3 separate regions of the Mus musculus genome follow, and regions 1 and 3 are each linked to region 2. The links are chromatin loops, found by intact Hi-C in ENCODE. Cell type or tissue: left cerebral cortex. All regions are shown on one strand. Each heading gives the region's core, and the rest is flanking DNA. Links, peaks and the distances in the headings are about the cores only. Region 1 holds the start of Sri (sorcin). Region 2 holds the start of Adam22 (a disintegrin and metallopeptidase domain 22). Region 3 overlaps Adam22 (a disintegrin and metallopeptidase domain 22).

Region 1 (10,584 bases), core at 1,993-6,992, 310 kb before region 2:
CTAACACAGACTTATCTGCCTGCCCCAGACAGAAGTCTTTAGCCATCAAGTTGACTCATCCAGATTACAACTAAAAGAAAGCTGCGTCCTTACGCTGGCAAATGCATTGTTCATTTCTTCCCCATACACTAGACCTGTGATTTAGACAAGGGCAGGAAATGGTGAAATACCACAGTTACATGGAGACACAGTCCCTTTCACCATTGTATAAATAAGAATGTTGTGCCTGAATGTTATATATAATGTACATGTTAACCCTGCTTTAGGAACTGGGTGTATCTGTTACCTTTTGTTTTGAAAACATGTCTAGACACAGGTCTCAGAAGGAATATCAAAAAAAGAATAGACTCCCATCTTTGTTAGCTTTCTATCACTGTAACAAAATACCCAAGAAAAACAACTTACAAGAATGAAAGGTCTATTTTTGCTCACCACTAGAAGTCTCACAGCTCCACTGTTTTTTGTTTTTTTTGTTTTTTTGTTTTGTTTTTTTATTGTTTTGGTTTTTTTTTTTTCCCTGATAGTGAGATAGAAGATCACTGTGGAGAGTGTTACTGTGAAGCAATCTTATCCCCGGATGACTGAAAGGAAAAATATCAGCTCAGTCCCCAAGACCAAGTTCTCAGCACAAAGGAGATTGATTTGCCCCAGAGAAACAGAGGGCAGGGAATAAGAGACAAAGACAGGAGGACTAGGGAGATGATGAACAAGGGAGAGAGGGAAGGGGCCTTTTTTCTCTAGGACCAAGATTGTCTCTTGATAGAGAGGAGACAGACATGGTCCATAGGCAAATGGTGGTTTCTAAAGGTACAAGGTAAAGGTAAATGTAATTTAATAGTTTTCAGCAAGGAATTGAGAGAGAAGGGCAAGGCCTGCCAGAACCAGGCTCTGCACACTTGAGCTGTCCAGAGTCCCTTCAATGACCAGGGTGGCAAGCAGAGAAAGCAGGGGAGGAGCCAGGGTCCAATATACTCACAGTCCTCAGTGACTCAATGTCCTTCCTCTCAAGTCTCACCTCTGAGATGCTGCCCCTGCGCCCTTAGGTAGCACTGCAGGTTGGAGGTCAAACAATGGCCTTTGGAGGGGATTTAAGATCCAAAGCATAACATCTCCTAAGAGAAAAAGCCAAATCTGTCAGGGCTTTTCCTGGGAAGGGCAAAATGTTTATATTCAGCTAGGTCAGCCTTCAGGAATGTGGCCCACTCACTGGTCTTTTCTTAGGCTCTCTCTCTCTCTCTCTCTCTCTCTCTCTCTCTCTCTCTCTCTCTCATCTGTAAAACAGTGTGATTAGCCAAGACATCACGAACGTTCTCTCTAGAGAACCGATTTTCTTCTAGGTTTAAACTTGAAACAACTCTCCTCAGCCTCTTTTAGCCACAGCCTTCAGTCAGGGAGACATGCCTGAAAAAAATTGTGTAAAACTTAGTACATTGTTTTAGAATGAATGATAGTATTCTGGTTCCCATGAGAAAGCCCTCTTCTGTATAAATACACAGCATGGTGCTCTGTTGCTGAGTTTCTTCAGATGGCTCATGGATGGCAGTGCCTGTATCTTGGACTCATAGTTTGGAGATATAGGGCTAAGAAGGTGATCTTATTCCACTGAGGTTTTTAATTTGATTCGAAATTAAAATGACAGAGGGTCGGGGCGGCTGTCATCTTTTATAGGTCCTACTTAGGGATGAGGTAACTTGATCTTGTGAAGGCAGACATGAGGATTTTTGTGAAGTTTCTCTGTCTCTTGGGTTCTTTTTCTGTATTGTCCTAATGCTTCAGGAAGTTCTCCCCTAGGGAAAAGCATGAGTGTAGCTTAGTGTTTTATAGTCTGTTTTTTATTGTAAAAACTTAGGCCTTCAACTTACATTGAGAGTAAAAGCCTGGTAGGACACCTTGGGAAAGTTACTTGCTACTCAGTTCCCTAATCTCTAAAACACAATTACAAATTCCTCTGATAGTGTAGTGTCATAAGGAAGCGTCTAGCATGACACTTGGCACATGCCAAGAATGTGAGAAGTTGCCTATTTCATTCCCTCTCCACGCCTTCTGTGAAAATAAATACGAAAGCCATGAAAGATGATCACACTTCAGCTTTGCAATGGTGATACTGAATCTTTATCCTTTGCTTAGGTTCCATAATCTTAGTCTGTGAATAACAGGGTTTGTGTCGCATGCATAAACATTGAAAGGATAGCCTGTCATACGACATATGCAAGCCACTCTTGGAGAGTACACAGGGTGGGAGACAGGCAAGCCATGGTCTCACCCTGTTCCTCTCACATGTCTCACTGACCAATGGGCAGATTCCGACGTAGCCATTTTAATCACAGGCTCTTACACTGGGGAGTCACCATTCCTTGGTGTGACTCATCTACCAATACAGTAGACTTTATCCTAAAACCAGCAAAATTGTTTGCTAAGGGCCATACTTCCTGAGTCATAAGCTGGCCGTGGTTCACAAGTTGCTCCCTGAGGGCCACATCTGGCCTGCCTCTTTGGGAGAACATCTGAGAGCTAGGAATGACATCTCTTCCTGTCTTTAAAAGATAGGAGGAATAGAGTTATTCTGACATTCAACAACGATATGAAGTTCAGTGAATGAAGTTGCTCTAGATCACAGTCACACTGTTGACCTGTGTTCTATCCTTAGACACCACCAGGCTATGAGAGCCAAGAAGTTGCTATAGGGAGCATGTGATGGAAAATATTTACTATCTGGACATTTTCTCCCCCATCCCCACCTCCACCCCCACCCCGGGGGCGGAGCTAGAGTACCTAGCACCATAGCCCAGCTCTGAATTCATATCCTCCTTTCTTTGTCTTGTCTCAGCTCTCGTTTCTCAACTGCATAAAACTGCATAACAAAAGCGCCTATCTCACAGGTCTTTGTGAGGACTACACAAATAGGCAAAGTTTATGAAGGTCTGACACTCATTAATTACTGTGTGTGTGTGTGTAATTTATCTTTGTTTTCATCATTAATTTGTTGGCAATCGCTGTAAGGATTTCATTTACAGCCCTCCATTAAAATTCACTTCTTAAGGGAGGAGTAACCAGAGTCTAATGTCTCCTAATGTGACAATTAATGTAGTCGCTTATCCATAAAATGAAGCCTGCATTAGTCACAAATGCTTTATTGGTGACACATATTTTTTGTGATATTTTCAAACTCGAGTCCTGAAAGAGCTTAAATTCAAGTGTGAGTTGAGCCCTGTTCACCTAGCCGATTAAAGTTCCAAACTACAGGACAAAACCTCAGAATGCCTAATCAAAGACCATGGTATTTGAGAACAGTAATTTTATCTCCAGAAGCAGACGTAAAACAGGCTACACCTTTGCTACGTGATCACAAGGACTATTGGAATTGTTTCTCGCTATTTAGAACTTTCTGTTTTGGAGCTTATGTATCCAAAGAGAACTTGGTCACACACTATGGTCAGTCTTGTTCATTAAAGTGTTTCTCAAAATGTTAAAAACAAAACCAAGAGCGGAAGTGCCCTCCTTTCCTTTCTGCTGGGTACCGCTGCCTGCTGTCAAGATGGGCAAGTTCATGAAACCCGGGAAAGTGTTGCTGGTCCTGGCCGGATGCTACTCCGGTCGCAAAGCCGTCATCGTGAAGAACATTGACCATGGCTTCTTGGACCGCCCTTACAGCCATGCCCTGGTGGCTGGAATTGACCGCTATCCCCAAAAAGTGACAGCTGCCATGGGCAAGAAGAAAATCGCCAAGCGATCCAAGATCAAGTCCTTTGTGAAAGTTTATAACTACAACCACCTCATGCCCACAAGGTACTCTGTGGATATCCCCTTGAACAAGACTGTTGTCAACAAGGATGTGTTCAGGGACCCAGCTTTGAAACAAACGCAAGGTCAGGCGGGAGGCCAAGGTCAAGTTTGAGGAGCGATACAAGACAGGGATGAACAAATGGTTTTTCCAGAAGCTTCGCTTTTAGGTATATTTTTGTTTCGTCATTAAAAATAAAAATAAATTAATAATAACAACAACAACAATAATAATAATAACAATAAAGCAGGCAACCGTTGGTGACTCTCATCTGGGGCTGAGGCCATGAGAGGCTACCCTGAGAACCTGGATCTCAAAAGGAAAGAGTAAGAGCAAACAGTCAAAAGCAAACAAACAAAACATCGACCAACCAACACTGTTCAGTCCTTAACAGTCCGGAGCCAGCAAACAATTACCTCTTGTTGCAATTGCACCAAAAAACAAAAAAGAAGCCGTGAAACATCTGAACAACCCACGTGAGTTTCACATCCTTTCCAGGAAGCTTCACCACTGGGGTTGTTTCTATTCGAATCATCCAGAAAATTAAACAATTCACTTTCCTATGAATGACCTGGGTGAGGCTGTCCTGCCTAGAAACTGCCCTCTTCTACCCCACCCCACACACCCACGCCTAGCAATCGCACCTGAGCTACACTCAGCTTAAACGGTTGGCAAAGAAACAGGCCACCCTCAGTCAAAGCTAAAAGCCCACTTGCATGGTTCAGAAGTTTTCATCAGGTTTTCAAAGTTTTTTTTTTCCTATTTTGTAAAGTGTCTCCTTCGCCCACTGGAATTGTTCTCCCCTTCCCTACAGTTGTGCATAGCGTTCTTATCCCGTCCTCTCTACCCAACAACCCGGTGTAAATAGTAAATGTTCTACAAAATAGCACAGTAGGAAGAAGGGGGGAAAAAACCCTCCCCTAGCTGTGCGTGGATGTCGGAATGTGCCACTAGGTCGAGAGGGAGAATGGGTCCTGATATAAACTCGTCTGGGGTCCTGGGTCATCGCCCGAGTGTGGGTCGCAGACGGCGCTGACACAGCACAGAGGCAGCAGGGAACGGGCGGCACTCGGGATGCCGCGGGGCGATCGGGGTGGGTGGCGGCGAGCGGCGGCCCCCGCGGGGCGGCGTGGTGCGCTCCGGGGCGGCTCTGGGCCGGACGGGCGGAGCAGCAGACAGGCAGGGCGGAGGCGCAGTCTGCACCATGGCGTATCCCGGGCACCCTGGCGCGGGCGGAGGGTACTACCCAGGCGGGGTAAGTGCAGCGGACGAGGGCACAGCAGCCTCTGGTCTCCCGAGACTGGAAGGCGCCACGGACGAGCGGGAGGAGGCGTCGCGGGCGGTCCCAGATGCTCCCTGCGAGCTCGCCTGGACCCTGATGTCCAGCCTTGGCTCCATTTTTCTTCCCCATCTCTTCCAAGGGCCTTTCCAGGGCCCACCGGTGGGTGGGCTGCGACCCAGGAAGCCCATTCTGTAACTCGGATATGTGGCGTGAGATAGTGCAAGTTGGTGTTGACTTCCTGCTCTCTCGGAATGTCCCCAAAGCAACAACAGCCATCTTGATCTAGAATGGTTCTGTGGTCACTCCCTTGAAAAGAAAGTGACAGGGAGACCAGAAAGTCTGGAGAAATGAGCTGAAGTCCTAGAGGAAGACCACTTAGGCAGATGTGGGAGGTGTACTGTCAGAGACAGAGGGACCCTCATTTTAGATATAACCGGGCCGGCCATCCCTGTTCTTCCCAAGCCACACCTGTCAGCCCTGTACTAACTCCAGCCTTACTTAGTACTTCAAGTACTTCAAAAACACCGCAAAGGCTGTAAAAACCAACAGGAAAACAGTCCTAAGCCTAGCCACCAGGTTGCTTCCGGTGCACTGACCTCTGTAAGCTGGTTAATAGGGATTTTTAAAGTGGGTCTGCGTTTAGTGGCCATCACTCTCATGAAACTTGTTTTGGACCAAGTCTCCAGCTTTTAGATGTCAGGAGCAGGAGTGGACAAGCCTGGTGGGTCACTGAGCTGAGTCAAGGTGGTGGGGAAGATAGAGACTGTGAAGGTCGCACAGGCGTCAATTGTACAAAAGCCTTGGATGGTTAAGATAAATTCAATTCTCTCTGATGCCTTTACCTTTTTTTTTTTTCTTTTCTTTTTCACAGTATGGTGGGGCTCCCGGAGGGCCTGCGTTCCCTGGACAAACTCAGGATCCGCTATATGGTTACTTTGCTGCTGTGGCTGGACAGGTTAGCCTTTCCTTCAATACTGAAGAATTGTTATGTTCTGTTTGTGTTAGCATTTAGTGCAGTGGCACAAAAACAGTCTTTGCTCTGGAAATGAGTCCCTTTGCCTGAAAGAAGGTAAAAGGAAAGGAAGACTAAAACAGTCTTTATTTTAGATCTGGACAAATTTGGACAGAGTATTGCCTGTATCAATAATAGATCAGTTCAAAGCTTGTGATTGGACTGGGATTAGACTGACCCAAAGGGGGAATATAAATATACTTTGAAGATCTACAAAGTGTATACCTCCTCACTTGTATTGTCAGGATAGAACAAGGGCTGCTTACAGAGAAGAAATTCAAGATCTGAACATAAAACCTCTGCTTGCCTAACCTAAAGACAAATATTAGTAATTAATTATTTTATGGCCCAATTATGATAGTTAGCTACTTTCAGTTGAATTCGATAATTAATCATTTACCCACAAAGGAAGTAGAGAAGAGCTGTAAAGAAGCATCGGCTTCCAAGCACAAGAGTTGCTATCAGTATTCGGAAGGTAGCCTCCACCCAGGGGCAGGTGCTCTCTGGAGCTAGCGCTCCATGTCCTTATTAGGTGATGTGGCCAGATGACCCACGGAGGGAATGCAGGTCAGCTAGTCCCAAGTCCTAAGACCTACTTCCTCCCTCCGAGAGTTATGACCGATGCCTATGGCTATTGTGGGGAAGGACATGTTCCTAGGTTGCAAGGTCACTGTGTGTTTGTAAGTGTTCTGTGGACATAATCCAGATGTGTCCAGAGGGGACCTCCCTTCTTAGTCACCTTAGACTTGTTTTAAACAAGAGCCCAAAAGAAGGAAATGATGATTTGAAAAAACAAGCAAACAAACAAACAAACAAACAAACAGATATGCTCTAGAATATGCTAAGCAAACTTCTACGGCCACCTTGGAAGAAGTGGTACTCTAAGAAACAGAGCTCGGAGAATTTGAATGGAAAATTGAGTCGAAGACTGGGAGACTTTCCTCTCGAGTGTCTACTTAATATGTTATCGATCCGTGTTTTTGAAACCACAAGACATAGCACACCTCAAGACAAGCATTCTTAGATTGCCAGTGTCTTCAGCATGTAAGTGACTCCACCTGCTTGACTTTCAGCAGTGCTGGCCTCTAGTCCACACATTCATCTTCTTGCAAATTATTGATCTTGTTCCTAATTATAACTTAATGAGTCTCACCAACTTGGATTTATATATTTTATTTAAAATCCATAAAAATGTCATGTGTCTTATTCTGACCTCAGTCAACCAGTAAGTAGGTATTGGTACCCTGTATCTTTTCTATATAATTGTGCTTGGAAGACCCTGTTTGCTGAGTCAAACTGGTCCAAGAGCCTCTTTCTCCTTGGACCAGGCCTTGTATTTACTGATGCCTACAACTCTGTGATATACCCTACTTCCCCCCTCTTTCAAAAAAAAGGGTTGGAGGGATATGTTTTTAAACAATTCTGTTAACTAATTTTAAAATGATTGATTTTGATAGTTCCTTGGCTCAAACTGAATGCAGACTGTTGTCATGACAGTTATTCTCTCACCATTGAATTATTTTTGGAATTAGAATAAGAAGAATTTTGAAAGGCATTCCTTTAAAGAAATGCTACATATAATTATTTTCTCTTGTTAAATGCTGCTTAATGGCTTGAAAGTGCAAGTCACCACCCTGATTTCCTTTCCTGGTTTTTGTTTGTATTTTTTTAAAGGACGGACAAATTGATGCTGACGAATTGCAGAGATGCCTAACACAGTCTGGCATTGCGGGAGGATACAAGCGTAAGTTCGTGGTCTTAGGATCTGTCTAACAATACTCTTGTTCTCTGTACTTCAGCTGTGAACTGCGATTGTTCCTTTAAAGAAATCAAACTCTTCTCATCCACCAAGCTATTATTTTTAAAAAGTTAATTGAGCAGAGTTCCTAACAAGCCATTTCAGTTTACCAGAGAGGTTAGTGGACTTCTTGGATTTGGGTTCCTTGTATTCCAGGACCATTGGAACCAGTGAGACCATTTGGGTGGCCTCCCACTCAGAGGACAAGTTAGGGTGCTGAAATGGAATCCACTGGGTCAGGTATCGTTAATGCTAAGTGCTAACAGGTACCACTGATTCTACCAAGTGCTTGTTCTATCCTAACTCTGGTGGCACTGAGAGAGTGGCCAGTCTTGCTGTCTGATCTCTGGGCTCTGGGCTTACTCCCTGGTAATACAAACACTTGCAGGCCATGACACTGCCAAGGTCATTCTTTCTGTCACCTGAGAAGATGTGTTCATGCTGAGGAAAGCTTCCTGCTTTCACTCCATGCCAGCCTTCTGCTCCGTCCTCCATTCATTGCAGGCTGTATGTGCAGCCCCACTGTTTGTCACATAGCCTACCGTCCTGACTTCTCCAAACTGTGCTCCAGGAAGCAAGTAGGGAAATAAACGTTGCAAAGATGCTGAATTCTGGCTGGGGCTCATTATCCCACGTACTCTGGTTTTGTTTGGTTAGTTGTTTTGTTTTGTTTTGTTCAAATCTAATCTTGACCAAGAGAAGTGTCTGGGACAAATAATAGTGTCTTAGCTCAATTGTGCCCCCTTCTAACTTCTTCGCATTTGTTAGTAAAAGCAGAACATCAAATGGACACCTCAACGTCATAGTAAGCTATAAGTTAAAATGCTTAGAACTCAGACCTTAGGATTTTCAGTGGCACTTTCAGCTGTTGGAGGTGCTGTGTTCTCTAGATGGCCACCTTTAAAACACTGGCTTTCTCTTGTTCCCATGTACAGAAGCTGTACAGCCGCCAATCTTTTAAACAGAGATTCCAAATCATCGGCCACAGACTTGAAAGTGGAAGGGTGCAAGTGGGATACTACAGATCAGAACCAGTCATCACTAGAGGGGGACTCAATGGGAGGAGTTCCAGTCTCCAAAATGGAAATTCATATTTTCCTTTCCTTGATTTTGGTGGTTCCTCGACAAGAAGCTTGACGGAACCAGGGAGGGGCATCCTTCCTTGCTAGGCCTGAATCATTGTTTCTCTGGAAGAAAAGATGGCTGAGATATTGTGGTAGAGTGTAGAGAACCAGCGTACTGGGAAAACACCACATGGATAATTTTGAAACTATATACAACTTTTAAATATCAATAAAACCCCAAAATAGTCTTTTTTAAAAATTTATTTATTTATTTATTATATGTAAGTACACTGTAGCTGTCTTCAGACACTCCAGAAGAGGGAGTCAGATCTCGTTACGGATGGTTGTGAGCCACCATGTGGTTGCTGGGATTTGAACTCCAGACCTTCGGAAGAGCAGTCGGGTGCTCTTACCCACTGAGCCATCTCACCAGCCCCCCAAAATAGTCTTATTAAAAGTAATAATCTACATTTCCCCTTAGCCTTTACAAATGAGGGTTACTTCTACACTAAACTACAGCTCTTATCCAGGGATGAGAATTCATCCCTTCAACCAACCAGTCCATATTTTGATGGCCAGTCACACTGGGTGTGCAGAAAGAGTTCCACCTGCTGAAGGTCCCCGGGTTAAGTACTGAGGCTGGGATGGTAACCAGCATGGTCACGCTAGATAGGAGTGAGCTTGCAGAGTTGGTACCGAGGCTGAAGAAGAAACAAAGCCCAGCCACAATGATGCCAGTGGGGAGAGTGTAGGTACAGAATTCAGGCATATAGAATGGTATATATGAAAGACCCAGATGGAATGTGGTTTAGTTATGGAAGTGACAAATTCCCTGTGGAGATCCTGCCTGGTTGTTGGTGAAATGGGAGAGTTCATGTAGGGGTTCTGGCCTTTACCCCGAAAGCAGAACACCCTACAGCATTCTGTATTGGATTGTATGGGATTGCCACCCCAGCCAGCAGGTAAAGACCACATTAAGAGTATAAAACAGAGTCTACTTTAAAGGTGATAAAGAAATAGTTTATTCTGAGCCAAATGTGAAGTACTTCGGTTCAGGAACTCAAATCACCTTGAATGACATGGTCCGCTGTGGAAGAAGTCACGTGAACTTGCATAACCAAAGACTAAAAGAAAGTCATGAACGAGGACCATTGCCCTTTCCACTGGTGGGAAGATCAAGGATACTGACTACAGTATAGTGGGGGCCCATAGCTGTCAGTTGTTAAAATATTCCTGGCTATAGCACTGTTGGATGCTAGAAGTCTGCGAAGCATAGTGATACATTCTAAGAAGTATTTCTACGAAGTAAGAGAACATTGGATCAGATGCAAAATTTAAGGTTATTGGCTATCAAAGGTGTCAAGTAGTTTAAGATAATTTTAAATTGAGAATGATAGTCTTCTGTCTACACAATGTTCTGCTCAGCCAGGGATAGCAGTCTGCAGTCCCAGATCATAGGGACGCCGGAGTGGCTAAATGTCTGGTAAAGAGCCCATAGAGTCCTACAACTTAAAAAAATGATTGAACCAGGAGTAACAACAGTGGGGCTGCCACTCTATTTCCAAGGTGATTGAACCTTGGGGAACAGGTATTGGGCTTCACACGGTTATCTATAACATGGGCAGATAGGTGAATAGTGAAGTTTTT
Region 2 (10,584 bases), core at 2,396-7,395:
CTTACAATCTACAAACAGGCAATTCTTTTAGCAAAAAAAAAAAAAAAACTGTCAAGAAAGAAGGAAAAAAAACCTCAATATTTTAAATATTCAAGGGCTATCTTCTGAGCTTAGCACTACTTCATATTTGACAACCCTGAAGACAGCAAGGTTACTCACAATCAACTACAACTATTTTGTATTTTGACTATAATCTCTAGCATTTTATGACATAATGAGCATCTACACAGGGTAATCATCCCATTCGCAATAAGAATTAGTAAGCACTGGAATAACTCACTATGCAATAAGCAAAAAGAAAAAAAAATCTCACAATATGGACTTGTATCAGTGAAATCACCTTTTCACACTAAACTATCACCATTCAAGCAGAACCATAATGAAATTTCTTCTAAAATAAAAGCTTCATATTGCCATCTATGGATGAAAACTGAAACAAGCTCATATTAATAATATAAAAGAAATTGATACTCAACTAGTCTCTTGAGCTTGAGGAATGGAACCATCTAAGACTAGAGTGGTGACCACCTTCCCTTGGTCAGTTGCTCGAGCCTATCAGGTAAGCGGTAATTTCTGAGCTAATTTGAATGGCCTATAAGGTCTCTTCCTTCCAAGGCCATTCCATGCTATGTAAAAAATGAGTAATCTGTAACTTCAGGGAATGTGTTAAATTCAGGTAATGAGGGCATCATTTTGCATTCAAATGATGTCATAAAATGCCTAAACAGTCCTGGAGCTGCCAAGGGAGTGACTATGACTTAAAAGACTCTTAGAGAGTCACTGCATACCCAGCGTTGACCTAGGTGCTTTGTAAATGCCACTCATCTGGTGTTCTCAGCATGTTTGGGAGCTCGGCACTTACAAAGCTTAATGATACGAACTGGAATTGATCAGTGAATAAAAGTGAATAATAAGCCTGCTCACTCTTGAGAATTACAATTATTCTTCTGTAACACTAGGATGATACCATAGGATCATGAACTTAGCCAGTTAATCCTCCTTGCCAAAAGGCTTACATAGCCTGCAGAGCCAAGTCCCAACTCCTCAGAACATCAGAACTTGCTGCAGCATCCAGGAACGACATGCTTCTCACACTGGTCCCCCAAACCTCATCTGCAGTTAGCAGAGGCTATGCCTGGCTTCCATCTGACTCTGAACATGCTGCCCCTCTCTGCTAGCTATGCCCACCCCTGTCTGTAATGTGACCAATCAGACAGCACCTCCTGGGAGAGCCCAGGGGCTCCTTGTGGGTTAAGCTCTGGGCGCTGGGCTTCCACTGTTTCCACAGCCCCTGTAGTCACCTCAAGACTAAAGGGCAAAGGGCAATTGTGTAAGCACTCATTCATTTTCCCAGCTCTCTGTAAACCCCTTAAAGGCTACAACTGTGCCTTTTATTTCTAAATCCCTATGGCCTTGATTTTCTTAAAATGCTAACTAGCGAGAGCTCAAAGTAAATAAATTCCTCTTAATGAGTCAATAAATGAGTTGCTTGCACACAGACACACACATGTGTACCTTATGAGGTAACAAAAGAACCATCCAGACATTATTTCTATAATACAAAGAAAAATGCTAAAGATATCCATGAGTACCTACAGTGCCAAAAGTTCTTTTTACCAAAATAATAATGATAATAATAACAGTAACAAGAGCTATATAAAATCCACACATTTTCAGATTAAATTATAGATCTCTGGAAACCAGGAATGCCTAACAGACAAGAAAAACCCTTAGTTTCCTCACTGTAGGAAACACTGGTCTTTGAGATTCCATCAGTTCTCTGTGGTGTCCTGCTGCAATTTAAGGATCCATGTAAAGTACATTGACTCCCTGGGTGATGGAGATATCAAAATGTGCTGAGTGTGCCTTTAGATACCGAGGATAATTTGCCATAATTATAAATAGCATTACTTCCACTTCTGACTGGGACAAGTCATCTCTACATGTTTAACCTAAGTTCTACCAGACAACAGTCTCATTCACCTCAGCTGCAAAGTTTACTTGTGAAGGGCCTATCGTATCTTATGCCCCATATGGAGAGGCCCATCTGAGTTAAAACATCTCAGAAGTGGTGGTCTAGAAACATTGAGAGAGAGAAATAACACTCTTTTTCTCAAAAGTAGTGGCCTTCTACCATCACAAAGTGGGCAGGCGGGCTTTGAGGTCATGGACAGCAGGCGGCAGAGACAGAGGTCCCGAGTCTGTTCCTTCACACCCCTCTCTCTGCATCTCTGCTCCTCTCCATCCTTCCTTCCCTTCCCACAAAGACTCTGGGACTTGCTCTAACACACTGTCTACATCAGCAAATTCCTGACCATGGAAAACTCTATACAGAATAAAAGATGTCATGTCTCAATAAGTAAATTACAATGAAAATTAAAAATAAGAACCAATTAAAAGGCAAATTAAAATAAAAACAAAAGCATAGGTAGAAGAAATCATACACTAAAAGAGACTTAAATAAACTAAGTATGCCCTCTATTTTAGCTCTGGCACAAAATGAATGTGTGTGTGTGTGTGTGTGTGTGTGTGTGTGTGTGTGTGTGTAAAACAAACATATAATTATATTTTTGAGATAAATGTTTCTGAAAGAATGGTTCTTTTATAGTATCAAAGAATTAACCTTATTTTTAATGTGGCAATTCAGAGTTACATTTTTAATATAACCCTTACCTTTCAGAGTTTTGTTACTGAAAATGTTAATAAATAAAGCATCAGTTGCTTGCTTCAAAGTAATACAGAAAGGAGCAGGCAAGTAGAAGTTAGAGAAAAGCAAGATGGACTGTAAGTTCCCCGTCACTGAAGCTAGGATTCACTATATTCCTCTGTTTAGTTTGTGTGTGTTTGTGTCTAGATTTTTGTTTGTTTGTTTGTTTTTAATAAGAGGCTACAAACAAGCATCAGAATACTCCCACACAGGAATAATTATTAACTAACTGAAAAATAAGACAGGTTCCCTTCTGCAGGTTTTCCATGGAAACAAGCCAAAATTTAACAAGAGAAACAAGAAGCTGCCAAGCATTAATTCAGATAATAACATCTTTCATTAAGGGCTGGACATGTTAGGTTCTCTACTACATTAATCTAACATCCATGGATACTACAAGTTACCCTGAATTTCTACCTACGTCAACAAAATTTTAATGGAGCCAAATATTCGAGTGCAAATATAGACTTAAATAATTTTCACTCTTTACATATGTCAAACACGTGAATAACTGAGTACATTATCACATCACAGTTAAGTTAGTGTTGAATGTATTTATGGTATGAAACTGCCCAGCTTATCTTTACTTAAGTAAAGTTTTCAATTATCAACTACATGAACTTCAGATGCACTTGTAGATGAGCGACTTGTCAGGTTGATCTATACAAACATAAAAACATTTACAGTCCCAAAAATATTTGCTAGAGTTAGCAGTACTCATTCGTATCTATAGATGTTTGGTATTGATTAAAATGCAAGTACTGAAATAAATTAGCTTTCAGAGCAATATAAGTGCTCACTAAAATGATCGCACCCAAGGAGGACCCGTTTTCGGGCCTTAGGTTAGGACTGAATGGGCATGTCTCTGGTGTTCACAAATCTGAGTGACCAGGGGATTTTGAGATGTTGTTTATTTTAGTTTGGTTTCTTAGAGCAGCCTAGTTTTCTTCTCCTCTCTTCTTTCTACAATAATCATCCTGGTTTATAATGTTTTCTCTCAGAGTTAAAACAACAAAGATGGTGATGCATATCCTGCCTAAATAGACTCCTCCTACCCCGTGCAGTTTTCACTTGACTAAGGAGATAGGGTCTGTGCCTCTTGTCCCTAGCTCAGGTTACAGGGCTACTAGGAGCATCCAATGCCACCCCTACCCCCTAGCACGTCTGCAAAACATTGGCCTACCCTTCTTTTGGTTCCTTTTTTCCTCCTTTTTGCACTTACACCAAGAGTATCATGCAGGAATCAAATTAGGACTGTGCTCTTTTCACCCGGTACACCGCATTTCCAGGGCAACCCTAAGCAAACGCGGGGTCCCTGGGCAGTGTGGAGGACCATCTCCCGAACCCCGCCACTCACCTGCGGTCCGCCAGGGTCGCCCCGCACCCGCGTGTCGAGCTGGTTGTGCTGAGTTTCATCCTCGCCGCCCAAGCGATAGATGAGGCGCAGTGGTATGATGCTCTGGCGCTCCAGGAAGCGGTTTTCTTTCCCCCTCTCCAGTCCTTTCAGTGAGGCGACTCCTTGCAGGCAGGCAGGCAGGCAGGCAGGAAGGAGGGAAGGAGGGAAGGAGGGAAGGAGGGAAGGAGGGAAGGAGGGAGTAGAGAGAAACAGCAAAAAATAATGACCCTGACCCACAGTCCTCCATCCTGCACTCCTCATCACCTTATTCCCCGCCTCCTCCCTCCTGGACCTAACTGGGAAGGACGCAGAGACACCAGCTGGAAAGCCCTGGAACCAGCTCTTTCGAGAGCATCTCTGGGCCCAGAAACAGGGCACCCCTTTCCCGTTTTCCTGAAGGAGACTCTTCTTTTGCAGGAGGAAAGAGAAAAAAAAAAAAAAAAAAAGCATTTGACCCCAGATTGCTGATGCATCCTCGGGTCCCCCACACATGTGTGCTTACACCCCTTCCTCGCCGACCTTCAAAAAATAAAAATAAAAAATAAACGACGGCGCACTGTGGAAATGCGGGTGCGGCTTTTAGAGGGTCCTCCAGGCTCCAAAGAGTCCTGGAAACCCCGGCAAATGCGAACTTACCTGCCCGACCGCAGCGCGCCAGGGGGCAGGTCCCCAAGACGCAGAGCAGCCAGAAGGACGCGGCCGCCGCTGCCTGCATGGTGGCGGCGCTCAGCTGCTCTTGCCCGGGCCTGGGGCTCGGCCTCCCAACCGCCCCTTCCCAGCTCGAGCCGCTACCGCAGCCTCCGTGGCCTCAGTGCTGCATTGTGCCTGGCGAGCGCTTCGGTGGCGGGGGCAGCGAGCGAGCGCCGCTTCGGGCGCCAGCCTGTAGCTAAGTGGCTTCTAGCGCCTCCCACCTCATCCCCAGGCGGAGGCCCGGGCTGGTGGCCAGCACAGCGGGGGGAAAGAGCCGGGTGCGCAGGGCCCTGGTGGTGCACTTGCCCCACGCGCCGCACCCGGCCGCGCGCACCAGAGTAGCTGGGAAATGTAGTTCCCTCCCCGCACAGCTAGCTGGTCTCTAAGGCGACGCTACCATAGCCACCCAAAACCCAAGAAGTAGACTGCACACCAAAGGAGGAGAGGTGATGGAGGTCACCTGCACAGTGGCCGCACCCCGAATTCGCCCCCAAGTTCTGCGAAGAGCCACAGGGTTGCTCACGAGCTACTACTATTTCTTGTGTTTCCAAGAGACCATGCCTTGAGTGCAGGACAAGTCAATTTTGCCACAGATCTGGACTGAGGGCCTACTGTGTGCTGGGCGTGAGTCACACATTGTGAGGTGCAATTAAGAAAAGCCTTTTTGGTAAGAATTTTCCCAAGGCGGTTTTCAATGCTTTTATTCCTATGAAGTATTTTGCTGACAGGTGTGTCTGTGCACCTGCCATGTGTATGCAGTGTCTATGGTTGGAGGCCCAAAGAGAATGTTGGGTCCCTAGGACTGGGGTTACAGAAGGTTTTGTGGGTTCTGGGAATCCAACTCATTTTCTCTGGAGGAACACTTAGTGTTTTAAACCTCTGAGACATCTCTGTCCATTCTCCACGCCTTTTTTTGAATTGACATTTGATTTCATTTTAATTTTGATACCTAAGGGAGAGTGGTTAACCCAACTCCAGGAGAATCAGATGTCTCCCAGAGGTCTAGGAAGACTTGTGAAGAGTGAGTCAGCCGGATACTCTGTGATATGTTTGCTTCCTCCTATATCTGTCAGCTTCAAACCTGCACCAGTAATAGATAAGGAAAACGACTTTGTCAGGCCGCTTTCCCTACCTAGGGAGTGGCACTATTCAAAAGTGTAGCCTTGTTGGAATAGGTGTACCGCTGTGGGTGTAGGCTTTAACCCCCTCCTCCTAGCTGCCTGGAAGCCAGTCTTCTCCTAGTAGCCTTCAGATGAAGTCATAGAACTCTCAGCTCCTTCAGCTCCTCCTGCCATATGCCTGCCTCCACACTGCCATGCTCCCATCTTGATAATGGACTGAACCTCTGAACCTGTAAGCCAACTCCAAGCAAATATTGTCCTTATAAGAGTTGCCTTGGTCATGGTGTCTGTTCACAGCAATAAAGCCCTAAATAAGACACTGCCCCTCTCAAATGTTAGAGGCTCACCAGGATGAAATAATAATAACACACATATTAACATAATTAGAACTTGAGCTTTATAGATTTTGAAATCTATATATTGGCATTTGATCCCCAGAATAAAAGAGAGAGAGAGAAAGAGAGAGAGAGAGAGAGAGAATTAAGAATTAGATCAAGTAGGCTTTATCACAAAGATGCAGAAATGACTCAACATATGTAAATCAATAAATGTAATCCAACATATAAAAAACTGAAAGACAAAAAACACGTGATCATCTCATCAGTTGCAGAAAAATCCAACACCCCTTCATCGTAAAACCTGTGAACAGATTTGGGATGCAGGGGACATACTTAATCAATAAAGACAACTTAGAGCAAAACCATTGGCAGCATCAACTTAAATTAAGAGAAACTCAAAGCAATTCCACTAAAAGGAACAAGATAAGATTGTCTACTCTCTCCATTCCTATCCAATATAGAACTTGAAGTCTTAGCAAGAACAATAGACAACTAGTGGAAATAAAACTGGAAGTGAAGAAGCCAAAGTATCTTTATTTGCAGATTATAACAGACCTCAGACTGTAGTAGGTCCTCAGACCATAGCATAACTGACTCCATGATGGAAGTACCCTTCAGGCTGTAAAACTCAGGAGGTAGACACCACCACCACCCGCCCAAATGAAAACAAAGACCTAATCCATCAAACCCATAGTTCTGAGGAAGGCTCTAAATGTACTAACCTTGCTTTTCAGCTTCTGTGGGTTCTGCTTCTGGCTCACTGCTCTTATTAATTGAAGTATGTCAACTGAGACCTTTTTGTGTGCTTGAAAAATCACCCTGAGAAAGTCCCAGGGCTACATTGGGATCACGAACACCCAGTATAGTCTCCGACTGAATAATAAAGATTTTCTATTGATTTAAACCTGTGACTGAGCAGTCTTGTCTACTGAATATCCCACAAGAGGGGTGATATGATAGTATACATAAATGACTGAAAATTCCAACCAGGGAACCCTGACTGCTGATAACACTTTCAGCAAAGTATCCGGATACAAAAGTAATTCCCCAAAATCAGTAGCCTTCTTATATACAAATGTCAAGTGGGATGAGCGAGAAACCAGGGAATATCTTTCACAATTGAAAATATCTTCAGTTAATTCTAACTAAGCAAGTGAAAGAATGACTTCTATGATAAGATTGTTAAGTCACTGAAGAAAAAAATTGAGAAGATATCAGAAGTTGGAAAGATCTCCCATGATCATAGGTCAATAGCATTAATATAGTAAAAATGGCCATCCTACCCAAAGCGTTATACAAATTTAATGCAAAGTTTTATTATTACATTGCTCTAAATAGAGTGCTTACTTTTTCACATTTTAGGTTATTTGGAATATGCTAAATAATTTCAAAAGCTAAACATATCAGTTTGATGTAACAAAAATTTAAATACTTTTTTAAAAGGTTTCTCATAGTTTGTCATTGCTAAGGCAGTAACAGCATAGACTGAGTAACTTAAGTAACAAACATGTAAGGAACAGAGCTGTAACTCCTGCCTGGGTTTGACTCTTAGCACTACAAAACAAAACACAAAAACAATGAAACATTTATCACAGTGGTAGAGGTCAGAAAGCAAGGCAGGCACTGCAAGATCTGGTGCCAGGCAAGGACTACTTTCTGAGCCGTGGACAGCAGCCTCCTTGTCCCATCCTTAGGAGATACAAATAGAGCATTCCTGCTCTGACCACTCTCTCTCTCTCTCTCTCTCTCTGTCTCTCTCTCTCTCTCTCCGTCATGCAAACATTAATCTGATAGTGGAGGTTTCACCCTAGGACCTAGTTACTTCTCAAGATCTCATCTTCAAATACCATCATAGTGGGGCTTCAATATATAAATTTTGGAGTGATGCAAATCACTCCTTAGTAGAAGTTCAAAAGACCTCACTCATTAGACTTAGAACTCCAAATTACTAGATGTTTAGAAACACTACTAAATGACAAATTATGTCTTCATTAATGTATATGCAAATTTTAAATGGTATGTATGTGTTTGTCATGTATACAGGTATGTGCATATGTGTGCATGCAGCCATGTGGAGACCTGACTTTGAACTTCTGATATTCCTGCCTTTTTCCTCTGAGTGCTGGAGTTATAGATCATTATATCCTATCTCTTCACATGTTGTTTGAATGGTAAAGTCTCTAAGAAGAAAAATTAAGTTTGTGTTGGTTAAAATTTCTATAAATTCATAAGTATATGAATGTACTTATACATTTATGTATCTATATTATATTATATATTTAAATATTTATACATTTATAAGCATAATTTTATTTATATGTTTATATAAATATAAATTATGTATTATATATTTAAATTATGAGTATCTACTATATTTATAAATACAAATAATATAAATTATGTATTATATATTTAAATTATGAGTATCTACTATATTTATAAATACAAATATGTTGTGTTGTAAATTTGTATATTTATAAACTCATAAGTATATATATTTAAAGATGACCACTTAGGATTAGATAATCTATAAAGGTTCTCATCGCTAGAGAAGTTTGATTCTTCTTCCCTTATGAAATCAATAGTTGTCTATAGTTCTTCATCTAGGGGTAGACTAAATGGAGTCAGCAGATTGTGTGTGTGTGCGTGTGTTGTGTGTGTGTGTGTGTGTGTGTGTGTGTGTGTGTGTGTGTGTGTGTAAAACAATAATAAGTAAAGTAAAATACGTCACAAATTTGAGCAGGGACACTGAGGAACTGGAGTGTGGTGAGGGTGGCTTAGAAATGTTATTAATAAAGTAGCCAAGGAGCTAAAGGGATCTGCAACCCTATAGGTGGAACAACATTATGAACTAACCAGTACCCCGGAGCTCTTGACTCTAGCTGCATATGTATCAAAAGATGGCCTAGTCGGCCATCACTGGAAAGAGAGGCCCATTGGACACGCAAACTTTATATGCCCCAGTACAGGGGAACGCCAGGGCCAAAAAGGGGGAGTGGGTGGGTAGGGGAGTGGGGGTGGGTGGTTATGGGGGACTTTTGGTATAGCATTGGAAATGTAAATGAGCTAAATACCTAATAAAAAATGGAAAAAAAAAGAAATGTTATTAATACAATACTCATGTATGAAATTCTCAAAAAAAAGTTTAAAAATAAAATAATGACCAAAAACATTTATAAACTTTTATTCTTACTTGAAATGTGAATGCATAATATAAGAAATGAGCAACATGTAAATATTTGTTTTCACAAAAACTCTAAAATGATATGGCCTCTGTTATTTCCAATACAGAAATCTAAAGTGTGTTTGTATCAGAGAATGTTTATTTTTCTGTTCAGTGGAAAACAAGCAGCAATGCTTGAGTACATCAAGACAGTAAGAAGATAATATATTTAATTCAAGAGATTTATATTGTACTAATCTTATTTAATTACATAACATTAATACAGTTAATAAAACTACATACAGTTTCTCAAACTGCACATTTTGGGATGGGCTGAAAAGCCTCCCCAAATTTCTCCGGATGAGGGTGCTTCTAGGATTGCTTGTATACATATACATATGTTTTCTTAATTCATTTACATTTATTTTGACATGTGTTGGACTTTATGTACATATGTGTACCATTTGCATGCCTAGTGCCTACAGAAGCCGGAAGAGGGCTTTGCATCCTCTGGAACTGAAGTACAACCCTTCATGAGCCACCATATGGATGACAGAAAGCAAACCTCGGTGCTCTGCAAAAGCAGCCAGTGCTCTGAACTGCTGGCCCATCTCTCCAGCCCCTCTATTTTTACATAGTTGAATTAAACCAGAAATCACTAAAATCACTAACACAAAGGGAACTGGACATATACCCGACAAAACTAATAATAATTAAATAACACGTTTTGGTTAACAAGTGTCTCAAAGGAATATATTAAAACAAATGTAAGAAAAAATATAGCAGTACTCTATGAAATTGAAAACAGGAAATCAAAATAGACAAACCCAAAATTTGACAATTTAAAATGAGAAATGGAACTAATAAACAAGGAGTCTTGATCACTAATAAGCAGAGAAGACACAAATACAAGTGGTAGAGAAGAAAGAGGATCGATGATTGCTGGTCTGGTCCTATAGACATTCAAAAGATTACAAAGGAACATTCTAGACACCATGAAAGACACCCAGTCAATAATAATGTCCTTTCAAACCACAAATCTTGCAGAATCTTGGCACGGTGGCTGGCAAGTTCAGTCGTGCTTTGAAACAAGAATGAGCAGATTCTGTGAACTTTCTTCCACAAAACAGAAGCAGAAAGAGTTCCTATCAGCGGTGAGGCCAGCATTA
Region 3 (10,584 bases), core at 3,315-8,314, 55 kb before region 2:
CAAAAGATGGCCTAGTTGGCCATCACTGGAAAGAGAGGCCCATTGGACTTGCAAACTTTATATGCCTCAGTACAGGGGATCGCCAGGGCCAAAAAGGGGGAGTGGGTAGGTAGGGGAGTGAGGGGGTGGGTATGAGGACTTTTGCGATAGCATTGGAAATGTAAATGAGGAAAATAGCTAATAAAAAATTAAAAAAAATAAAAAATAAAAATAAAAAAATAAAAGAAAATACCCATAGAGTTGCCTACAGATCCAGCTGATGGAGGCATTGCATTGTGCTTGTGTTTTCTTCTCTTCTCACATGCCCTGAGCTTCTGTCAAGACCATGAGAAAAACTAACCAACTCCAAAGCTATGTAATCCAGAGATGTGGATTAAATGAGAATTACAGTGTGTTGAATAACTGATTTTTAATATCATCTTTAAATGTGGGTTTTGTGATGTATCTGTATATATCATATATTAAAATTATTTTCCTTCATTCTCATTTGTATTAATAATTTAATTTTTCCTTTAAAATGAGCATTAAATATAATTATCATGCTTTATAAAACTTGGATACAACCAGGAACTTGGCTTTGTATAACACTAGTAAATATAGTTAATATTATAGATTAGAGTCCTTCTCTGCCCAATACCATCACCTATACCTACCCACTCCACATCTGTCTACAAGTATTCACTGAACCAAGCTCTCAGCCTGTCAGTCACTAATGTAGACCTCCATACAAGCAAAATGAAACTCCTTTAATGTAATAGATTATTATCATGGTGACATCACTGAGCTGTGACCTTTAGATGCTGCCTACTGGACAGAGGCCACCTCCTGCTGCAGAAGGCTCCTACTGCCCTTCAATGCGGAGCTGCTCTTCAACTGTCCAGGGCTCAACATCAGGATCTCAGCTTTGCACTGAATTGTACCCAGTAAGTTAAAGAGCTGACCCTTACTAATTCAGTCTTCTCTAACCTTGTTTCCTTATTAGGGCAGTAACAACCTTCCCACTATATCAGGTTGTCATATAAGAGGAACCTGTCAGTCACAATCTCAAAGCCTTGAACTGTATCCTCATCAATGGGGCCATAAACATGGCTTCAAAACAGTATAGTCTCTCCAGCTTTGACTCTTTCCTAAAAGTGCTGATTCTCCTCCCTTACCACAGAACTAAGTACAGAACCTCCCTCATGGTAGCTCAAACACTCCCGTCTCTATGGTACATACATTTAATGGCCATCATTACTGGGAGGTAATATTAGTATTTCCACATTCAGTGCTTGATTATATGAAAGTCAAACTGAAGTGACAGAGCTCTGGGAAATGCTAATTTCTATAGATAGAAGAAAAGATAGGGAGAGGAGGAGGAAGAAGAGGAGGGGAAGGAGGCATTTTGGAGGGAAACTTTTTCAAAAGCATCCAAGTTCTTAACCTGAACATGTACTATTAAATATAAACTGGGGTAAGGTCTTAGCTTCACCACATATCCTACTGGTGATTTCTTTGTATTTACTTAAACACTGTCCCTCAGTTTACTGTTGTGAATTCTGAATACATTTGTACAACTCAAGTACCAGAGTAAGTGAGACGTCTTTTAAAAAGTGAGAGCTTGAGGTGGGCTGTGGTGATGCATACCTGTAATACCAGCATTCAGGAAGCAGAGACAGGAGGATTCAAGTGTGGAGCCAGCCTGGAATACACAGCAAGAACTCATGTCATAAAATGACAAACAGAACTTTGTAGATCTCCCTTATTTTATGGTTTAGTGCTCTTTACAGGGTTCATCACCATTATCTGATTATAGTCACAACTCAGGCCTGGTTTCACTGTGTCTGAAAGATGCTAACAGATGCATCAGTCAAATATAATAATAATTCATAACCAAAAACTTCAACATCTTAGATTAAACACGTTTCTCAATCACAGGAGTTCTCAGCACATCTAAACTAATGGACTAACAGCACAAAATGTCACAATAAAATCATCCAGTCTATGGCAGAGGAAGGGCCCTCTCAGTGAAGGCAATACAAAAGCCCTTCCTGAAACAGAAGACAGCATCCTAGACTGTAAGAAGATCCTCAAAGACTTTCCAGCCTTAAGATAGATCTTCCTTTTGTAGGAGTAGACAACCAATGACTGGTCCAGTGAGACCCAGGCCATGCAAGGGAGCCAAGCCCTGACACTACCTAGAGGATAGACACACAAAAGTAGGATAGAAACAAACAGGACTGACAAAAGGTAAGAGTGAAGATGGAGGGGAGGGGAGGGGAGGGGAGGGGAGGGGAGGGGAGGGGAGGGGAGGGGAGGGGAGGGGAGGGGAGGGGAGGGGAGGGGAGGGAAGGGAAGGGAAGGGAAGGGAAGGGAAGGGAAGGGAAGGGAAGGGAAGGGAAGGGAAGGGAAGGGAAGGGAAGGGAAGGGAAGGAAAGTCAAGTCAATGAAATGATTCCTAAACTCATAGATTCGTGTCTAGGCCAATTGTCATCAGAGAGGCTTCACCTAGAAACTGATGGAAACAGATTCAGAGACCCACAGCCAAAGAAGGAATCCTGTGGAAGATGGGAAGGAAGGCTTATAAGAGCCAGAGGGGTCAAGGAGACTACAAGAAAAACCAACAGCATAATCTAACCTGGGCTCATCGGGGCTCACAGAGACTGAACCTCCAACCAGGGAACTTGCCTAGGCCCTCCACATATATGTTACAGTTGTGTAGCTTAGTGTTCATGTGAGACGCCTAACAGTGGTAGTAAGGGCTGTTTCTAACTGTGCTTTGGGCCCTTTCCCTCTACTGGATTACCTTGTCCAGTCTTAATAGGAGAGGAGGTCTAGTCTCACGGCAACTTGATATGCCATGGCTGGTTGACATCCATGGTAGGCCTGTCCTTTTCTGAAGAGAAGTGGAGGAGGAGTGGATGGTGGGGGTGGGGGTGGAGACTGGGAGGACAGGAGGGAAGGTAAACCACAGTTGGGATGTAAAAGAAATAATAAAAAAAATTAAATCTGTATCTTCCTCAATTTCCCTAATGGGAATCTTCTGTATTCTCAAGCCTTGTATCTGCCTGTCTCAAGTCCACGCCGTCCATAGAGACCTAGCAACTCCAGAGCTAGAGGCTCCGGAAAGGCAACTTCCCAGCTCCACAAGGCCCTCTCCATACAAATCCAAGAGGCATACATAATAAAGAGTTTGTCCCAAAGTTCACCAATCTTAGAAACTTGCTTTAGGAACATTTAAAATAACTCAAAGAATGCCAGCTGCCCTTCAACAGTGACAAGTTGTTGGTGTTTAAGTTTCTGGAAATAGTTGTCTTTTCACTGACAGTATTCTTAAAGAGCAGCTATCTCCAAGGGGAGACTATATTCTGACTCCATTTTCAAATTTGAAAGTCAAATGTTCTCAACATCGTATTTAATTCTCACATTAACTCTGCCTTTTTTGAAAAATTCAAAAAGTGTGGGGTTATTTTTATTTACTTTTATTCTGTGTGCATGAGTGTTTTGCCTGCGTGTATGAAAATATAACACATGCATGTATTGCTCAGAGGTCAATGGAATTACATCCCATTATGTGGGTGCTGAGGACTGAATATGGGTCCTCTGCAAACGCAGCAAGCGCTCTACGCACTGGTCCAGGCCCTGAAAAAGTGATTAGTAGTGTCCGTCAAGCTTAAAGGAAGAAAGCCAAACGCATTTCCACAGAAGGTTTGAGTTGCGGCAGAAGCAGCGTACCAGTCCACCTGATTCCCAGTTATTGCCCCACTTGTGTTCCTAAGCACTCCTAAAGCCCTAAACTCTCTGCTTCACTTTCTCCTTCAGTAAATAGAATTATCATAAGGTTTAAATAATAATGAATAAAATGTTTCTGCAACCCAGGGAGCAATTGTAAACTGTTCCCTTCTTCCCTGGGTTAGAGCTGTTTAGCTTTCTGCCTATTAAAATCTCTTAAAGTTGTTTATTCTAAATCTCCTAAGACTCCCTGTTCCCCTCGGGGGCAGTCACAACATGCTTGCTGTAGCTGTCTGCCCTTTCCAAATAAAATGTTACAAAAACGTTATTGGGTTTTTCATGGTTTTTCTCTGCTCGGCTTTTCCTTCTGAGCCCTTGGTCACAGAAACGGAATAATTTCACAATGTGTGAAGCTACCGTGTTGGCAATGACGTGCACATTCCTGACAAAGAGCTGCAGGTTCTAACCAAAGGCTCCTACGCCTCCCAGGTTTGCATGCCCTCATTTCACCTAGGATGGTGTTTCTCTGATGCTGTTACTTTTTTTCCAGCCCAACCTCCTATGGAATGAATAATGTGTTGGGCTAAGATCAAGAAACAAGTGAAAAATGATCTCATAAAATAGTCATCTAGCCAGCCCCGGGGGAACAGGCCTGTAATTCCAGCTACTTGGGAGGCTAAAGGAAGAGTACCATAGTCCACGGTCTGCTTGTATTACAGTAACTCAGGCCCAGCCTAGGATAAAGATCCAACATAAAGGAGCTGATGAGCATACTCAAGGTCCCAGGTTCAAACCCAAGTGTCTCTGTCTCTGTCTCTGTCTCTGTCTCTCTCTCTCTCTCTCTCTCTCTCTCTCACACACACACACACACACACACACACACACAAACACACACACACAAACACGCACTCATGCACACACACAGAGTCATCTAAATGAATGGAGTTTGATGCTCTTGGCTGTTATAATCTGTTTTAGTCACATAATAGAAATTTTTCTCTTTCTTTTCTAAGTTCAGTTCTACAAAGTGAAAGACGTTCTAGAGATGCATGACTGTGATGATGAAAACGCATGAATAACTACACTGCACTCAAGATGATGCTTCTCACAGTGCACATCACCACAATAAAATGTTATAAACATGCCAAACATTTGGTTCCTAGAGCCTCTGGATTCCGTAATCCTAGACATGTGATCAATATTGGGCCGTACGTCCTACCTTCCTTCCTGATATAATCTGAAAAATAAGCTACTAGAGTTTTTTCCTACAATATAAATTTATGGCAAAGATCTTCAAAATACAAAATAAAGTGGTTAATTTTTTTTAAAGAAAATGTAGTCCTTTCTTCATTTGTTGTGCACATTGCTCAGCTATTTCTTGACTATCTTTTTAGATCATAGGCATATTTTCTTCACAGACAAAAATAAAATAAAAATGACTTGTTCACTAGCCATTCTTTGATGCTGTAATATACACCCTAAATGTCCTTTAGGAAGTCATCCCTGCCCAATTCAGCATCTGTGGGTTGGGAAAGGCAGATTCCACACCCAAATTCAGGCTGGTCTACAAGAGCCCCAAGGTACTGCAAGGTTACAGTATCAGGTTTAGTGATGAGCCTGTGACTCTTCTGGAGTGGGATGAAGCCAATAAGACTCACTGAGATAATGAAGCAAATACAGGCATTCCTTCCCCCTCAGCTGAACTTGAAGGCACACATACACAGCGAGTTAGAAAAAAAGACAGAACACAGCAGAAATGAGAGAGAGCTAGACAGAAATCAGAATCGCAGGCTGCAAACCAAAACAAGCAGAACTCCCTGGGACATGACTCACAGGACTCAGTCCTTTCTCCCTTCCCTTGTGAGTTTGATTTAAAGTGTTGCCAGATATCAATAAGCATCATCTGCAACTACCTAGGAAAGCTGATAACATACATTATCTTTACATAAGTTCTCTGTCAGTTCAAGCAGAGCATTTGCCATTTTAAAGTCAAGAAGACTCACTTCCAGAGATTATGCAACACGGAGAACATTGCATAACTCATCACAGAGCTACTGCCCACATCTAGGTCTTTTGAGTCACAATGCTGTCATGCACTTGGCTTTTTCCTAAGAGGCACATCCAAAGTGCCCATCTCTGAATATTTCCACTTGTTAACATTTCAGCCAAGGGCTAGACTGCTTAGGGCCGATCCACTGATAAATAAAGTGTATTACAGACAGTAAGGATGGGGGTGGAGAGGAGTCCCCCACACACTATCTACAACACTAGAAACTTGGTCTTAAAAACAAAGTCTTTAGGTGACAGAGTACCATGCATCAAGTCAAGCCTTGAGCCTTAAAATCTCATCCTCCCATTTGAAGTACAGCACACAGACCCATAGGACCAGGAGGGTCATCCTCTCTCTGAGAGTCCGTGGCATGCGAGGTTTCTGAGCAAGAAGAGATTCCTCATTGCTGAAAGGTAGTTTTTTTGGATTTCTACTGCTTTTCATGCTCCTGGCCAGTGTTGGCCAATGGCTTCTACATTCTTTTTCTATATGTGTCTTTACCCTTTGAACCAAAAGACAGGCAGGTGTCCAAGTATTAAGCTCTTTTCGATTTTTCTTGAGGATGTCACAGGAAATGTAGCAGTTCTCCTAATTCTCAGAAGATAGAAGCATTTGTAAGACACAACAATGCAACCTTAATGACTGGACCAGGAGGCTAAACGCAAATGAGTGGGAAACAGAGGAATTGGCCGCTGTCCTTCCTGCTATGGTGAAAATGAAGCCCAGGTCTCTTCTTTCCTATCTCACCCCTGCTTTATTCCCCCACCGACCACAAGTAATTAAAATTGTATTTATCCTGATAAAAGAAATATGAACTTCTCTAAATTGTAGAAAAAAAGGGCAAGTACTCAAATCATCATTAGCATGGTCATCTAATTCAAAGCTTCTATTTATTAATGATTTTGTCAACTAAACTGAAATCCAAAATCACAAAATTTGTCCCCAGGTTTTAAAACTTTAACCATCATGAATAATGCAAGCATAGAATATTGTCTTTGTGGGTATAAAAACAAAATAATAGATACAGAATAAACACATTAAAATCACTAGTCTTCACATATATTTCAGAATGATGTAGAATTCTGGTAGACATTTATTCCAAATTTCCTCATGCTATGAAAAAAAGTAAGGTATAATTTTAGTAATGAGTCAAAAGATACTCTTCTTTAAGCATGCGTTCCAGCTGAACCGTCAGCGCTGCAGCTAGAACACTCACTGACTGAAAGCCATGCTGCAATTGGCTCTCTAATTGATGCATATTTTTAATCTCTCTGTCCTGTTGCTTTCTGTCAATACTTCATTCCACAGAGAAAACAGATCACAACAGTGCGGGGTGGGTAGGGCTCCAATAGCAGTGCATCTGCTTATTCTCGGGAGGAACAAACAGGATGGAAAGAGACATGAGGGAAACTGAAGAACACTGAACCTTCAGAAACACTTCACGTTTGAGAAAATAGATCTTTAATATTTCCAGTATGTAATGGCTGTTAAATTGGCAAACTTTCTTTTTTATGGAGCTAGGAATCAAACCCATGGCCTCACACAAGTGAATCAAGTGCTCTGCCCCTCAGCTGACTGCCCCAATACAATGGCAGTTTGAGTACTAGCATTCTATGGCACATAATGTTTAATAAATAATTTATCCAATAGTATTCAGCTGACACTTAAATTATGAGACTGCACTACTCTAAGATGATCCTAAAATAATGGAAATCTTTATTGCCATATGACTGATATCTAAATCTAATTAATTCTGGTAACAAGCCAAGTATTATAATATACCATTAAAAGATTTTAAGTATCTAAAACATTCAAAAGACACCTACGAATTGTAATTACATAGTTACAAAAAGTGATCTGGGTGTTTTTAGGATGAGACAGGAGACTGGTTTAAATCCCAGATCCACCACCATCCTTTAACAAATAAAGCAGACTCTGAAGTCAAAATTAAGTTCAAATACCATTTTCATATACTGACCAGCTTGAGCAATTCCCTAAGGGTTTTATATTTATATGTACACACATGAACTAAACACACACACTACATGACATGTGTTGCACCAGTATGTAAAGCAAATATACAGTATTTCAAAATCTCATCTTTCATCTTCCCCTTCCCTATCTATAATATTAATACCACCCTCTCAACCTTTACAGTAATAAATTTTAGTGGTCATGATAGCATACACATGCAATCCTAAAACTCAAGAGACTCAAGGACAGGGTTCAAGAGTTTGATACCAGCCTCAGCTACAAAGTGAGTTCCAGACCGACTTGGTCGACACAATGAGACCATGTGTCAATACAAATAAAATAAACAACTTGTTTCCCAGGTCCTTTTTAGTTTTCTAATTTTGAACCTAGCAAACACATTAGCATCCTCTGTCAAGTCCTGATTCCACACATGTACCATTTCACAGTATTTTAAAATATAAATGCTTTCAAAATATCTTCCACCAGCAACTTTCAGTCACACGCCCACAATCTCTTCAACAATCCTTGTGGCCAGATGTGTTTGGAAGTTGAGAAACTGTTTAATTTTAGAATGGTAGCAATGTACACATATTATGTTACTTACTCCACCGCATAATAGAGGACAACCAGGTATAGTCAAGCCTACCAATGTTTCTGTAGGTGATGGTAATCACATGACAGAAAGACAAATGTGCTCCAAGCTACTGTAGTAGACAGAGTCCCATGATATCCCCTGAGATTCACAGTCTCTTGTTAAACACAGTCCTGCATGGAGACACTTTACACAGAATTTTACAGAAAAGACTCAGAAGTACTTCTGTTATTTAGGCATTTTCGGGACTTTTATGGAGTTAATAAGCACTACTAAGGTCTCAGAACTTTCCTGAAGGCTTTGTTGCATGTTACCTTTCAAAAGCAAACAAGCAAAAACTCCAAGAACAATCTTAATAGCTGATTCTCTTTTACTTCTCAAGTTTTCCAAGTCCCTTCATGACAGCCAAGTTCACGGCCATCCTTTAAAGGAAAATGCTCCTGTTAAGTAATTATAATTAAACAGTAATGAGGGTCCCTACATGAAGGCACATCTCTGGGCTTTCATACCTATGAGAAATACCCTATGTGTTAGGTATTCTTTTTCTTGAAAATAAAAAATATTTTCTCATATATATATATATATATATATATATATATATATATATATATATATCTTCTGATCATAGTTCCCCTCCCTCATCTCCTCCCAGATCCTCCCCTCCTCCCCACCCAGCCATTCCATGTTTCCTCTCTCTGTCTTTCTGTCTCTCTGTCTCTGTGTCTCTCTCTGCATCTCTGTCTCTGTCTCTCTCTGTCTCTTTCTCTGTCTCTCTCTCTTCCTCTCTTTCTCTCTCTCTCTCTCTCTCTCTCTCTCTCTCTCTCTCTCTCTCTCTCTCACACACACACACACACACACAAAAGCCAATAAACAAAGCAGAATAAAACGAATCAGGAAGACAAATAGTGTTTCCTTTTCACTGTTATAGCTTCGGCCATAAGGATGCATAGACTTCAGGAAAGGATCGCCTCTAGTTTTCTCCGCTGTGGCAAAAAGAAGGTCTGGCTGGAGTCCAAGGATATCATCAATGCCAACTCCCACAGAGATCCAGAAGCTGATCAACCATAGGCTAATCACCTATAGTCCTGTAACTAGATCTTCCCAGGCTAGGTACTAAACAGTCCTGTTGGCTCTCTGGAAAGGTGGGCATGGGGACATATGAGAGTGACAGAGTACTATCAATGCTAGAACACCCAAGGAGGCACAGTGGATGAGGAAGGTACAGATCCTGCAGCAGGGTACTCAGGAAACACCATTAATTTACAATCTATTACAACAGACATTACAGGCTAACCTGAAGGTGAAGGCAACTAAAAACAAGGCATCAACAACGACGAAAGCCACAAGTGCATCCTCCTGGTTTTCTTGGAGTGTACCCAAAACCTGTAGGCAGACAGGCCTGTATGAAGATCCTGGATGACCAGGCCAGCCTGTAGGTTTAAGACCAAGGAAATATGCAAAGCCCCATAAACAGGCCTAAATTCCAAGAGCTAGATCACCAAGTCTTTGACAAGAAAACTTCAAGTATTGTAATACGCAGCCATGGTTGAAACCACTGAACAAAAAAGAAGATACAATGAAAACTGACTTTGCTTGCCTGGAATAACTTGTCACAAAAGGTAAATGTTATTGTTTTTCAGATACTTTATGATCTATAGAAACCACTCATTTTAATATTAAAAATGAGACTTTCTAGACATTGCCCAATAGTAATTAACATCAACCAACAGGAGGAAGAGGTTGGCCTGTCCATCCTAGCAACTCCCAAGATTGTTTTTGCAGAGCAAAGGATAGATTAACATCTGTTTTTTCTCGAAAACCCTCTGGTATTCATACCATCACCATGTGTCACCAGTTAACTAAAATATATCTCAAGGATTGCTAGAAGGGCTGTTTCAAAGTCATTTCATCAGCTGTCATTAAAAATGTTGATGCATTTGATAGACTCTTAGAAACTGGAATGATTGGTACTTTAATACAAGGTATAAAGAATAAAAGTGGAATTTTCTGTGACTTTATTAATCTTTGTTCTCTGATATAATACAAACTATGGGCTTCTGGGAAAGAATCAAAGCTGCATCAAAGACCAAAAAGAAATAACATTCCAGTCTCTACAAATGGTTCAGATCACTTGCAGAAGACCCAAGTTCAGTTGCGAAAACCAACATAGAAGGTGTGTGTGTGTGTGTGTGTGTGTGTGTGTGGGTGTGTGCATGCAAGCAAAAGCCCAATATATATAAACATGAATAAATCTCTA

What was found. Hi-C counts contacts between places; a loop is a spot of excess contacts. Peaks named below come from ENCODE experiments on the same cell type or tissue, not always from the same donor. Only the 100,000 strongest peaks of a DNase experiment are listed, where the experiment ranks them.
Region 1: a loop joins it to region 2, with 13 times the contacts of the local background. A loop is called at or near these places in 3 of 42 quality-filtered maps.
Region 3: a loop joins it to region 2, with 3.0 times the contacts of the local background. A loop is called at or near these places in 2 of 42 quality-filtered maps.

What each region holds. Positions count from the first base shown.
Region 1 is chr5:8,051,604-8,062,187 of GRCm38, forward strand. Sri (sorcin) reads left to right here and starts at 4,939. Exons shown (of 8, transcript NM_001080974.2): 1 at 4,939-5,036; 2 at 5,935-6,018; 3 at 7,750-7,819. The coding sequence starts at 4,986. It also overlaps the pseudogene Gm15730. In left cerebral cortex, for the core only: a CTCF peak has its summit at 5,005; DNase peaks (open chromatin) are centred at 4,730 and 4,989; H3K4me3 peaks cover 2,106 bases; H3K27ac peaks cover 1,789 bases.
Region 2 is chr5:8,363,137-8,373,720 of GRCm38, forward strand. It overlaps Adam22 (a disintegrin and metallopeptidase domain 22), which reads right to left and starts at 5,024. Exons shown (of 31, transcript NM_001310440.1): 1 at 4,740-5,024; 2 at 4,065-4,225. The coding sequence starts at 4,818. In left cerebral cortex, for the core only: a CTCF peak has its summit at 5,096; DNase peaks (open chromatin) are centred at 3,575, 4,184, 4,381 and 5,049; H3K4me3 peaks cover 2,659 bases; H3K27ac peaks cover 1,290 bases.
Region 3 is chr5:8,306,769-8,317,352 of GRCm38, forward strand. All of the region lies in intron 3 of Adam22 (a disintegrin and metallopeptidase domain 22), which reads right to left. It also overlaps the pseudogene Gm18037. Among named protein-coding and RNA genes, the nearest start is that of Adam22, 56 kb to the right of the region's middle. In left cerebral cortex, for the core only: no CTCF peak of the experiment used is centred there; DNase peaks (open chromatin) are centred at 3,694, 4,219, 5,401, 5,738 and 2 more places; H3K27ac peaks cover 4,073 bases.